2 separate regions of the Mus musculus genome follow, and region 2 is linked to region 1. Evidence: chromatin loops called from intact Hi-C (ENCODE). Cell type or tissue: heart. All regions are shown on one strand.

Evidence for each region. A loop is a pair of places that touch in the nucleus more often than their neighbours do. Peaks named below come from ENCODE experiments on the same cell type or tissue, not always from the same donor. Only the 100,000 strongest peaks of a DNase experiment are listed, where the experiment ranks them.
Region 2: it touches region 1 in a loop (7-fold over the local background); 5 of 42 quality-filtered maps call a loop at or near these places.

What each region holds. Positions count from the first base shown.
Region 1 is chr3:111,342,599-111,346,598 of GRCm38, reverse strand. No RefSeq gene overlaps it. Among named protein-coding and RNA genes, the nearest start is that of Gm6602, 540 kb to the left of the region's middle. In heart, no CTCF peak of the experiment used is centred here; no DNase peak of the experiment used is centred here.
Region 2 is chr3:109,524,903-109,528,902 of GRCm38, reverse strand. Vav3 (vav 3 oncogene) reads right to left here. Exons shown (of 27, transcript NM_020505.2): 13 at 2,949-3,034; 14 at 1,357-1,489; 15 at 519-628. Among named protein-coding and RNA genes, the nearest start is that of Vav3, 190 kb to the right of the region's middle. In heart, a CTCF peak has its summit at 2,468 (motif pointing left); no DNase peak of the experiment used is centred here.

The DNA of each region.
Region 1 (4,000 bases):
AACTTCATGAAGTTTGCAAGCAAATGTTAGGAAGTAGAAAATATCATCTTGAGTTAGGTAACCCAAAACCAAAAAAGTTATGCATGGAAGGTACTCATGTGTAAGTGGAGACTAATCCTAAAGGACAGGATAACCATGCTACAATTTAAGGATCCAAGTAAGGCAAATAGCAGAAGCTCCTAGGGTCCAGCTTAGTTGATACTATTGGTCTTCCTATGGGGTTGCCATCCCCTTGGACTCTTCAGTCCTTCCTCTAAGTCTTCCATAGTGTTTCCCAGACCTCAGTCTAATGGTTGACTGTAAGGATCTGTGTCTGACTCAGTCAATTGCTGCTATGGTCTCTCAGAACAACCATGCTAGGCTTCTTTCTGCAAGTGGAACATGACATCACAATATTTAAGACTGTTTTAGAGAAAAAAACTCTATAAATTCAGAAATCAAGGAAAATGAAGGGAATTTTTAGAAATCTAATAATTAATACCATTTTAAAGAGTGAAAAATGCTCTTTCCAGTGAATAAAGAAAAAAAATTCACTTCCCCTGCCATCAACTTCCACTTACATTCACATTTCCTAGAGAGACTATCAGGTATATTAAAACAAAGGTCATGAGTTTCTGATGGAAAGAAGGCCATAGAAAGGCTGAGAAATGGCTGTAGATGGGAGACAGGGAGAAAAGGTGGGAGAAAGAAATCAAAGAAAAACTTATTTGTGTTAAAATGATTTCTTACAAAAATACTAATTTGGTTCATAAAACCTCTGACAAGTAATAAACATCAATGACCAAAATCCACTGTTGGTGTATATAGTATCTATTCATTATCATCAGCAAAACAAATGTGGATGTAATTAGAAATAAAACATAGGTTAGTAAAGAATAGGGACTATCAAATTCTTTTAAAGCAGACATTTGATAACATGTCATGATTTATCTAGTATTTTTTTATTTCCCATGATTACCTATAGAGGAATGTTTTAATTTATTTTTGTGATTATAATATAATGTCAGTGGTTCTCAAATTGTGGATCATGACACATAATGGGGATACAATGCCCTTTTTACAAGGGTCACCAAAGATCATCCCAAAAAACAGAGATTCATGTTATAATTCATAAGTAACAGAATTACAATAATGAAGTATCAAGGAAAATGATTTTATGTTTGGGGATACAACAACATAAGGAGCCATGTTAAATGTACCAGCATTAGAAATATTAAGAACCATTGGATTATGATATGCTTATTTCACCTTCCCTTCTATTTCCTTCTGACAAGTCCTCCCACATACCCTTGTATTGTTGTTTTTAAATCAATGGTTTTTTTTTTCATTATCATTACATGCATATATTTATATACATGTATATTTCTAAACATAACCTGTTCTGTCTACATAATACTTTTTGTATATTTTCAGGGCTATTTGGTATTGGATAACCAATTTGTGTGCTCTTCCATGAAGAAGATTATTTCTCCCACTGTCAACATTTCTTAGCTGTCAGTAATTCTTTGAACAGGACTAAGGCCTCATGTGCTTTCCCAGATCCAAGTTAACATGCCTGTATTTTCCCATTTCACCTCATATATATGAAGTAACAGGTTTGGTGTTAAGCCTTATATCCCCACTTTTCGATTTGGTCCACATAATTTCTATTTAAAAATCCAGTAAGAATTTTATTATTTGCACACTAAACGTGTAAAAAAATAAGATACATGTGATAATTGAAAAGGGTGTTTTAAGCAAAGAATGTATTTTAATTCTAAATAACATGCACTCTTCTAAAAATCACATTTATTTATCTATTATATTTGATATTATACTATCTGCTCTATAGGTACAATTTCATCAAATCTCCTTGAGAGTTTTAAGGTGATGATGTAATTTCTTCATATCATTCATAAGTAGTGAATGATGAGGTAAATGGCTTGCTGACAATCAGCTTGAGTAACTGAATATAAATGTGTATATAATTTTCACTTTCTCTAACCTTTGAAACAATCAAGCTCTATCACTGATGGCTATAGTAACATCAATTATTAACTAAATTCACAGAACACTGAAAAAGACTGGCATAGGTTATGCAATGGATCAACAGAAATAGAGCTTCCACAGGGGACAGGGTGTGAATAGGAAGAAAGTAGGCCAGACCACTGTGCTTCACACTAGGATTGAGTTATTATTATTATTATTATTATTATTATTATTATTATTATCTCTATTCATTAAATTTCATATCCTTTTCACCGCGTTTCTCTTGATAACACATATCTAACTTCTCTTCTAATAGAATTTTTAATTTCTTAAACACAGAATGTACCAGGCTAGACCTGAAGCATTCAATGATGACATAGTGAAAAGAGTGACAAATTAAGTCTTGTGGATACTGCCCTGCAATTTTCACTTCAGATAATCTATCTATCCAATCTTATTCTTCTTTAGAAGCAAAACAGGAATTCGTAGAATTCACAAATTCTCCCACCAAAATTTTAAAGGAGTGACTAAGACAATGAGAATTCCAGTTTCATGTCCCACTGTGGTTGAGAACATCCCTTTGTCCTGGATGATCTGGAGTGTTCCTTACCTTTCAGTAGCTTAAGCCTTCTTGAAAGAAGGAGTCAAGTATGAACCCCAGTTTACTGGTGAAGTATGCATATATCTAAATTGTTCTGAAGGCCTTTGTGAGTTATGTTATCTTCCAAATAGCACCTTCATTAGTTTCATATAAAGGTATCACACTGATTTAAAAAATAAAATTTATTTCTCGTATGTTCAGTAAAATCTAAACTGACTTTCCCTAGGACAAGAATTCACAACTTTCCTAACAGTAAGTCCATTTAATAGTGTTGCTGTGGTTACCCCAACCATGAAATTATTTTCATTGCTATCCCATAATTGTAATAATGTTACTATTATGAATCATAATGGAAATATTTGTGTTTTCTGATGGTTTTGGTGACCCCTATAAAAGGGTCATTCACATGCCAGAAAGGGGTCATGACCCAAAGTTTGAGAACTGATGACCTAGTAGCACTCTGTTTTTTCCATAACAAAGTCCAAGTAATTAACATATATTGTTCAATTACTTCTCACCTTTATTGAATCTTCCTGAGGACTCAATACTGAAAGTAAAACAAGGCCTTGGTTCCCATAAATTTAAATGATGCAGAGGGAGATAGGGACCTGGGTGGGAGAGAAGAGAGGGAGGGGAAAAGGGAGAGAGGATCAGATATGGAAGAGGGGACAGGACAGAAGTCTGGAGGGCCAGGACACTGTATGGAAATAGGCAGCCTGGGGGTGGGGGTGGGGGAGGGATAGATGAGGGTACCCTCTGGAAAGTACCAGAGATATAGGAGGAGAGAAACTCTCAGGACTCAATGAGGGTAACCTTAGCCAAAATGTCCAGCAATGAGGAGAGGGAAATTGAAGAGTCCATTTCCGGTAGATAGACTCGGCATCAAGGAGAGGGACTGGGTTACCAACCCACAATAAAATTTCTGACCCAGAATTGGTCCTGTCTAAAAGAACTGCAGGGACAAAAATGGAGAAGAGATTGAGGGAAGAGCGGTTTAATGATCGGCCCAACTTTGAATCCATCTTATGGGGGTGAGGTAACAAGTCCTGATGCTGTTAGTGATGCTATGATGTGCTTTAAGATGGGAGCTTGCCATAGCTATCCTCTAAGAGGTCATACCAGCAGCTAACTGAGACAGACGCAGATACTTGTACCCAACCATTGTACTGAAGTCAATGGGAAGCCAATGGTTGAATTAGGAGAATGATTGAAGAAATTGAAAAGGAGAGGGATCCCATGTGAAGACCAGCAGACTCAACTAATCCATACCCTTGGGAGCTTCCAGATACTGATCCACCAACCAGGAGCATACATGGGCTGATTCAAGGTCGCTGGCACATTTGTAGTAGAGGTCTGCCTGATCTGGTCTCTATGAGAAAAGTAGTACTTAATCATCTAGAGACTTGAGGCCTCAGGGAAGGGGGAGACCTA
Region 2 (4,000 bases), 1.8 Mb after region 1:
AAATTCACCAGCACTCTTCTCAGAGACCAGATGACCAGCTCACAGTCAGCCCTAGCATCCCTGAACAGAGCCTTTGTCCAGCAGCCTCTAGCAGAGAGCGGCTCCTCTGACTTACCAGTGATTTAAATAGTAGACACAATGGACTCTTAAATGTAGGCTGGGGAGATGGCTCAGGAGGGGCGAGCACTTGCCGGCCAAGCACAACCACCCAAGTGTGAACCCTCAGCACCCAAGGAACAGCTGAGCAGGGGTGGCAGCCAGCCTTCAATCGCAGAGTTTGGGAGGCCCACAGAGAGGATCCCACAGGTAAGGTATCTAGGTAGTCTAGCTAAATCAGTGAGTTCTGGATCCAATTGAGAGCCTAGCTCAATATAAAGGGCAGACACTAAAGGAGATAAAACCTTTGGCCTACACATAACACACACACACACACACACACAGGTACACATCCAACACACACACGTTTGTGCAAGTACACACCACACACACAAATAAATTTTAAAAGTAAAAATACTCACAGAGCCATTTCAAACTGTTCCAGCCATTTTTTCTTTAAATCTTTTGTTTTGCAATAAAATTCTAACCCATTTTGTCCTTGGGTATGGATGAGGTAGAAGCCATAAGACCACTGTGAAAAATGAATATTCTTCAAGTTAATGATTATCACTTGTTAAAAACATATTTTCAGATTCACTGGAGCACCGGCATAGCCATGCATACAAAACCTTATAGCTAACAGCATTAACACTGACGACTGTAACAAACCTCATACTGAGAAGAAAATCAGTTACCAACTTCATATTGATGAGAAAATCATTATTACCATATTGATCAGAGGAACTGGAAATGGTCAGATCAACCAATCATTGGGTCTGTCAGGACCCAATCATAGCTCACAGGAACCTGTACCAAAATCAATCTCTGAAAATTCAATGCCTGATTCAGACAGCAGCATCTCACTCTAATGGACGTATGTACATCTGGCTCCAGATTTTGCAGGTTCTGTACTCAAATATTCAACAACTGCAGATGAAAACAATATGAATTGCATCTGTACCAAGCATGTACAGACTTGTTTCCTTGTCACTATTGCTAAATGATACGGTATAACAGCTGCTTACAGCAACCCAAGTATTGTCTTAGGAATTACAAAGAGCCGAGAGTCGCTTTAAATTATGTAGAAAGACATGCACAGGTTATATGTGAACACTAAACCATTTTATATAAGGGCCCCAAGTATCTGCAGATTCAGGTGTCTGCAGTGGAGGGAGGAGTCTAGATACCAAGGGATGATTATATTTGAATATTCAAAGCTCTGCATAAATTACTGTCCATTGCCACCTCCCCAGTAGTCACCTTTTTATTCTCTTTGTCAGTGGTAGGGTTGTTGGCTATCTTGTACTGCTGGAGATCTATTATTTCCTTCATCTCGTAGTTATCGCCTTTCCTTTTACAGACAATCACTGCCAAGTCGAATAAGAAGATATGCCTGTAAAAGAGAGAGTGTGGGTGACTGACAGCAAACTGTTTGCAAGTGCATTTTTTTTTTTCCTGGCAAGATGTGACTGCACCAGCCAAGCGTTCTTCTGCATTAAGGGCCACAGGCAGGGCCACACAGTAGAAACTGTAAGGAATACAGGCTCACAGGATCATCACTGTCCTTCATGGGGCTCAAGGAGAGATGCTGCCATTCCACCCCAGCTCCCCTCATTTGAACTTAAAGGAAGGGAGGGAGCATTAGAAAAGCAATCCATACACTTTAGAGTCATTGAAAATACTCACTAAGATAGGCCATAAAGCTGCTCATGAATAATTGCTCTCTTTTTATTTCAATGCTAAAATCTCAGAAAAATATTCACAATCAGGACAGTAGATCTTCTACAACCGTAATAGCAATCAATCAAAAGCCTTGAGAACTGTTCGTTCCACAAACAAGACATAAAATAAATCCCCTGGGTCCCCACCCGGGTCGGAATTACTCTCATCCTGGGTGTGCAAACCCACGCTGGAGGGGCGGGGGCTTGTATGCAAATTGCCAGCAGTTACACTGATGATCCATACAGAGTAAGATCGCACCCAAGCTAACTTTAGAACCTGTGCCTTCACTCCTTGTGTTCGGTGTCACAATTTAATGGGTCACCTTAAGTGTAGCTTGGGTGTAAGAGAAACTGCAAGCCAGGAAAGTGATGGTTAACTTTCTGTGTTAATTTTTTTTTTCCTTATTAAAAGCAATGTTAATTGGGGAAGGAAACGAATCTTCTAACCTTATCCAACTGCAATAAATGTGTGCTTTTTAAAACTCTCAATGATTAACACACTTATTCTTAACCAATGATTGTGACAATGACACATTCCCAGTGTTCAAACACTTTCCTCATCTTCAAAGTCAAATGTGTGGCTCCTGAGAACTAGCTGAGGAACCCGGGTATCAAGGTGGAAACAAGGGTCAATGCTGCCCCCTGCTGGTAGACGTTTTCTTCTACAAAGAGTCCGGGGAAACAATCGCCTGTCATGACAGAGAATAAAAGGCCAAGAGTACTAAGGATATTCAAGGACTCTGCCTAGAGGTCTCCCTAAATAAAAATACACTGCTAAACAGTTCCCATTCTGCATTCCTCCCTGGGATGATTTTTATTATTTTCAGTTAATTTCCAAATGAGTCTTTTAAAACAGGCAATCGTGGCTTTACGGCAATCGTCTGGTGGCGTTTCATGATTGAAATGCGTCTTATTTTCGAACATTTTCATTTAGCACCTAAAACCTTAGGCAAATCAACAGAGTGCAGGCTAGAAAGAGAAGTAATACATGGGACATATGTTAGAAAAGGTAAGGGACTGGTGACTGGCTGGCCCCCTGGCCTGCACACCGCCACCTGTCCTAGAATACCTGACTGAAGCCATCATTCCTGGGACAGCAGCTACCACCGTGAGAGTGCACCTGCCACTCACCTTTCTTGTTTTGTATGCTTGTCCAGAGTGGTTATTCGGATTTCACCGTCTCCCTGTGGTCGTCCAAAGAGCAAAACTGGCTGGTTCTAAAACATAGATACACCTTTAAATAAATCTTACGTGTGTGTCTAACCCTTTCACAATCACATAAAAACAGAAGTAAACACCGGGAAAGACATTCTCCAGGACAATGGCCCTATCATGTTGCAATTGATATCATTTTTATTTATTTTAACACATTCACTCTTAAGTGCACAAGACTTGGATACAAGGTAAGATTTGAAAATCAACCAGTCACTACTTCTACACAGAACCTTAAACAGGAAGTGAGCAGACCTGGATCTGAACTGAAAGCCCCGCCCTCCTGAGGACTAGCTTCTGTGTACCACAGGGTATCGTTCAAGTCTCCAAAGGAAGGCAGCAACCAATAGTCTAGCCAACAATGATGCCTATGAACCACGTTAATAACCAACATGCCACAATAGCCATAGGAATACAGGAAGAACTGGCTCACATAGCTTGTCAGTAACTAAGAGCTCTCTAAAAGGACCTAAGGCCCGCTCAACAAGAAAAAAATCATGCCTGGTTCCTCAGGAGGGCGGGGCTTTCAGGTCAGATCCAGCTCTGGTCACTTCCCTTTTAAGGTTCTATGTAGAAGTAGTGGCTGGTTGATTTTTAAATCTTACCTTGTATCTAAGTCCTGTGCAGTTGAGAGTAAATGTGTTATAATAAATAAAAATGATATCGATCCAGGTACCCGGAGTAGGAAAGCCATGGATGTTGAAGGAGAACTAGCAACTACTACCGTACTAAACCAGCTTAATCCCTTACGGCCTTCTAGGTAGATGTCCTTACACTCACAGATCAGTGTACGCCTCATCCCTCACCCGGAAAAGTTCTCTTTGCAGCAGAGACATTGCAGAGAGGCACGGCCAGTGAAAACATAGAACTGTGGAGCACAGTCCCAACTCATCTGACTACAACACACTCCTGCGCCTTGGGCTAAGGAACCATTGCAGAAGAGACAGAAAGATTATAAAAATCAGAAGAAT